2 separate regions of the Homo sapiens genome follow, and region 2 is linked to region 1. The links are chromatin contacts, found by Hi-C or POLR2A ChIA-PET in ENCODE. All regions are on one chromosome and are shown on one strand. Each heading gives the region's core, a stretch centred on a gene start or an enhancer-like site at or near the end of the contact. The rest is flanking DNA. Distances are from core to core; before and after follow the strand shown. Region 1 overlaps DPYD (dihydropyrimidine dehydrogenase). Region 2 overlaps DPYD (dihydropyrimidine dehydrogenase).

What was found. A loop is a pair of places that touch in the nucleus more often than their neighbours do. ChIA-PET counts read pairs that join two places held with the same protein, here RNA polymerase II (POLR2A). Pooled maps may share reads with other maps.
Region 2: a map of endothelial cell of umbilical vein shows a loop between it and region 1 (3-fold over the local background). The contact joins two enhancer-like sites. A Hi-C loop is called at or near these places in 11 of 168 maps with a recorded cell type or tissue (CD14-positive monocyte, CD4-positive, alpha-beta memory T cell, CD8-positive, alpha-beta T cell and 7 more), 2 of 37 single-sample maps with no recorded cell type and 4 of 50 pooled maps. POLR2A ChIA-PET finds 5 or more read pairs at or near these places in 5 of 52 experiments (CD4-positive, alpha-beta T cell, MCF 10A, OCI-LY7 and 2 more).

The regions. Positions count from the first base shown.
Region 1 is chr1:97,848,815-97,851,471 of GRCh38, reverse strand. The region is part of intron 2 of DPYD (dihydropyrimidine dehydrogenase); the gene reads left to right. Among named protein-coding and RNA genes, the nearest start is that of DPYD-AS2, 53 kb to the right of the region's middle. Within about 2 kb of position 1,356, at least 5 of the 41 ENCODE cell types and tissues checked have a DNase peak (open chromatin) inside an H3K27ac peak, as active enhancers do; they include CD14-positive monocyte and endothelial cell of umbilical vein, where a contact is called at or near this core.
Region 2 is chr1:97,899,854-97,902,510 of GRCh38, reverse strand. The region is part of intron 1 of DPYD (dihydropyrimidine dehydrogenase); the gene reads left to right. Among named protein-coding and RNA genes, the nearest start is that of DPYD, 20 kb to the left of the region's middle. Within about 2 kb of position 1,355, at least 3 of the 41 ENCODE cell types and tissues checked have a DNase peak (open chromatin) inside an H3K27ac peak, as active enhancers do; they include CD14-positive monocyte and endothelial cell of umbilical vein, where a contact is called at or near this core.

The DNA.
Region 1 (2,657 bases), core at 107-2,606:
TTTACCTTTATTTGACCTTGACCTTACATGCACTATGTGCATCTAGGAGATTTAATACATATAGTTGGTGAAAGGAATAAAGAATGAAGTGACATATTACACTAACATAAAAATAAGGAGAATCCTAATCTGACCTCATCATAAGCAATACTTTCCACTTACTTATTTGAATAAGAGTATTAAATAAAGGGCAACAGAAGTGACATATATATATATATATATGGTAATTAGACAATGATAATTTATGTTCCAAAATTATAAATTGTTAGAAACTTATCATAGTGTATAAAAGTCTAAATGAAAATGTCCTTCCCTATATATTTTTGTATTAATAGAGATTATGGCTATCTGTTCTTCAAATAATATCTCCTTGAGCATCATTGCTTTGTGAAATGACAAAATATTATGACATATTTAACTTATGAAAGATCCTAAAGTTCTGTTTTACCCTCAGCTTTTCATAGTATGTGTTACTGTGTTTTATTACATAGACAATTTAAGAAACCAGAGGACAATTCATTTTTTTCTGTGAAGTAGCAAATTGGTAAGGAATCATGGGAGATAATATATCATATTCTTAAAAAGGACATGTGTTTTAAAAATCACCATTGATTTGATTTTTAATATATCATTTATAGAACAGATGGTGGAGTTATAGTTATAAGCAATGAAGTACAAAAATCACCTTGCTGGATGGTTTTTTTGTAGGCAATTTGCTCGATCAAATTAAGTTGGAAAAAATAGGTGACCGAATTCTATAGATGACACTATTGGTAGTTTTATTTTTACTGTGATCTCCTGTGTTTTTATCTGTCATGATTGCACAGCACCCTTTATATTCTTCTTCTTCTCATTTTTCCTTCTATTCAGTCACTCTGGCATTCTGAGGCTGATATTTTAGATATTTAAAACCGGATTCTACTCCAGAAAATCCATTTGTTTTAAAGAATTCATATGAGATAAAAGGACTGTTGAATCAAAGGACCAAATAGTTCATTAAGAAGCATTGTAAAAGTGAATAATGTACTAATAAAAAGTTTCATACTTCATTTTCATATCTAAGAATTTAGTTAAGCATATCTTAATTTATTTCTTTAATTAATACCTACTTTAGAAGTTAAGTAACAGAGAAAATTAGAGATTTAACCTACATTTTACCATTTGCAAGAAAGGTACAAAAATATTCTATACCAGCTGTAATCATGCATGACTTTAATCAGATATTTGGAGACCTATTTCAATTGCCTGCGGTGTTAGCTATTCAAACTCAAAATATTCTGTAAGATTCCCTTATAACTTGAGAAACAGATGACTCATTTCCCTTAGACAGCTCAGCTTGTGCAATTTTAGCTGTGGAGAATGAGCTGTCCATTATTTTTTATCACCATTCTCTGCTGAATGCATTTGCTCTTTCTTCCTTTCCATTGCTTGTGTTTGTTTATCTAATTTGGATTATTAGCATGCCATAATGGTCTATAATTTTTTCCCCTCAGTCATTTACTTCTCAGGCAGGAAATTTCTTAGTGCTCCTGAGGACAACAACAACATGTGATATTTTGTTTTTGTTAAAGTCACAAAATTAAAAGTTTAGAAGACACTCATGTCTTCAGGAAAAGCTCTATTCAAACACTGCTGAGGAATATTGGCCAGTATTGTTTCCTGTAATTTTGTAGAAATAAAATTTGTAAATTTGTAGAAATAAAGATAGAACTGATCTTTGTGATGAATGGCAAGTGTGGCAAACTTAAAATTAATCAAATATCTTCCTTTATTTTTATCATTATTATTAAGGTTCTTTGAAAATTATGAAAGATAATACAGTTCTTATTTGTGGAGTGCTTGGAGTGTGCTGGTTCTGGTGCCAAACTTCTAAGGTTCACATCTAGGCTCTGTCAGTTTCTACTCAGGAAACCTAGGCAAGTCATTTAAGCTCCGGGCTTCCGTTTTCTCAGCTGGCGAAAAAAAAAAAAATGAATGTAGAAATGGCTCTTTTACAGGGCTGTTGAAGTGTTTACAAATTAAGACATATAAAGCACTTGCTTAGAACAATGCCATATATAGAGTAAGAACTCAGTAAGAGTTAACTACTAAAGGATTTTTAGTGTACAGAATTCAGGAAATACATATACATAGAACAAAAGCAAATAGAATCACTTGAAATCCTACCACCTAGAAATAAGTCAATAACATTTTGAAGTGTGTTCATTTAATCTTATTCTATATGTCTATATTTTTATTTAAAAATGAGATTGTAGTGTATATTCCTAGTTTGTAACTTTGTTCATTTAAAATAATATGCAAATGTTTTGCATAATCTTGTATTATACTACACATTATTTAAGTGACTTCAGTATCACAATAATATGGTAATTTGGTTATCTAATGCTCTAGAGCTAATCATTAAATTTTTATACAGGGCTTTTTTTGTTTGTTTTGTTTTTTGCTATCATAACCAATGCCTCAATTGGTGTAATTGTAATCACTATCATTTCACGTATTTAAGAGTATTTCCTTAGGATATATACAGATTTTCTTTCTAATATTTAGATTTCAGTCATTACTTACAACTCAGACAAGCTTAAATTGATCCAATTTCAAATGTTTGGAGACATATGACTCCTAATCTCCTTATAATACACAGAAAAAAATCCCGAAAC
Region 2 (2,657 bases), core at 106-2,605, 51 kb before region 1:
GTAATCTTTCCTATGGAAATTAAAGAAAACCAGTTTTACCCAGTAAATCCAAAACACTGAACTTCTGACCTCTTATGCCTCTCTGGTCTATATTATTTATGCATCTTCTAATTCTTGCTCTTATGCTACTTTCAAGTATGGTTTCTTATCAGAAGTAGGCTCGTAGGCAATGTAAAGTCATGGATAATTCAAAGTATTCAGGAGCCTCATTGTAGTGATATTTTTGTATGAGTGTGGTGATGTCATAGAGTTAGGAGACTTGGTTCTAATCTTGACTCAGTCTTTAATATGGATTGTTCTTTTACTTCACTAGGCGCATCTGTAAATAGAGGTCCCTTGTGGCTCTTACACTCTAAGGAGATACAATTCAATTTATTGCAAGTCTCTATATTTATGCCTTATATAAGTTCCTGGAGATACTGAGAAGGGTAATAGCCAGTCATCATACTCAGTAAGCTGAAAGGCTAGTGGGGCAGACAGGCATATAAGCAGAGAATTTTAGACTATGTGGATTTCAATTGGAATACAAGAATTTGAGGGTTTAATAATATATGTAAACTATTTTATAAATTGATAAATATTAAACCCAGAATTTCTATTTTAATGGAAGTAGCATTACCTGACATTTCTGAATGGTAAATGTATTTTTGATACCAGAGCATCTGTGATTTTTTTACAATTAAAGAAAAATCTTAGCTTTTTAGACAAGATGTGTGAACTTAATTCAAATCCAACAATTAATTGAAAGGCACTGGAGACATGCTGTATTTCACTGTCAGTTTTTTGTTATTGTTGCTGCTTATATGTCATTTGTAAGATGACACCATTATTCAAGTGATGAGCCAAACAGTACTAAATATTTTTTTCTAAGCCAGTTTTCTATCCCAACTTTTATTTTCTGTGCATACTATTCCCCTTATAATCACAAATTGTTAATATGGGAGGTGTATTTACTTTTCTGTCTCTTTACAACCTATACTCATTGTTATCAAGTCCTGCTAGAGCTTCCTTAACAATATTTCTGAGGTTTGTCTCTTTCTTTTCATTTGAAGTAACACTATATAAGCAATGTGTACCAGGAAGTTTGGTATATATTGTGGCTTAATCAGCATATAATAGACTTTTCTTTAATCTGACTTATTTCAGGTCTTGTTTCTGTAGCTGCACCAGCGCAAAATTGATTTCAGTATTTACAGTGAATATGCAGCAATCGTTGAGTTACTACATTAAAATGAAACTAATATTAGCTGCCCATAGAAGAAGTACAGAGTAGTGAATAACAGTCCATAATCTGAAGCCAAAATATGTGGGTTAAGAATCTCTGTTACTTCCTGGGGAAGTTACTCAATCTCCTTGTGATTTAGTTTTCTCATCTGTACTTGAAAAACACTTGAAGGGGTGCCTGGCATACTGTAAGCTCTCATTCAACATCAGGTATTACCAAATAGTCATCTGATATAAGAACATTAAAAAATGTTCTTATATCATTTTTTAATATAATTTTTTTCGAATAAAAGACATTATAAAATTTTGATAAAAAGTTGCTAAACTGTCTTATTGTTGAAGTATATATTAGACTGAGAACACATCCAGAAATCAAGTTAGAATATTAATAGAGATAGGGTGTTTTGCATGGTGTATCTTGGGAGCACAGAAATGTGTTATCTACTGCGGCTTGATAGGAGGGAGGGATTTAACAGACTGGTTGGAAGTGTGGATTTTGGGGAGGGAGTTGTGTGCATGGGAGATTTTCAAAAAACAGTTTGCAAAGGAGCATTGGATATATTTTATTCACATCATTATGCTATATTGTAAAAAAATTATGTCAGTTAAAATGGAGAAACCTATTAGCAGTCAATGAATGGAGATGAAAATGAATTACTTTTTTTGTGCTGGCACAATAAAATTTCCATTGATCATTCTTTGAAATGAGTAAGTTTTGGTTTAGGATTTTTGACATTTGATGGATTTCAAGAAAAATACTTAAGCTGATGTGATTTCCCACTTATCTTTTAAGTACATAAGCCAAATGCTTTTATTTTGAAGTTTCCATGCACCCTGGTTTTGAATATTTTGCCTTGTTGATTGGACTATCAGTCCTTCCCATACCTAGTTGACCACCAGAATCACCTTGGGCACTGTAAAAACCAGGTGTTGGGGTATAACATGGGAAAAATTGCTAAAAGCGGCTTAAAGAAGACAGAACTTTATTTATTCCTCATGTAAAAGAAGTCCAGAGATAGATACTAGAGTGCGTATAGCACCTTTTTGTTGTCAACAGGTTTCTGTCTTTCCATTCTGATATCCTCAAGTTCACCTCTCTGTTGAAGTTAGCAGCTAGAGCTCCAAAAGCAGAGAAGAACAGGAAAAACAAGGTATACCTCTCCCTTTAATGAGACTCCTTAAAAGATACACACTTCTAAATGCATATTATTTCCTGGTACTTAGCTGAATGGCTTGTCAAAGCCTGGGAATTATAGTCTGTAGCTGAGAACTATGGCTCCCAAAATGTAATAGGGGTTTGCTACTAAGAAGGAAGGATGGAGTGCATACTGAGGCAGGAGAGCTGCAAAGTCTGCCACAGACATTTGTTAAACTGATTGATTCCCAAGGCCTATCCATGTATAATTGATAGATGTGTAGGGAAATCTGAGATA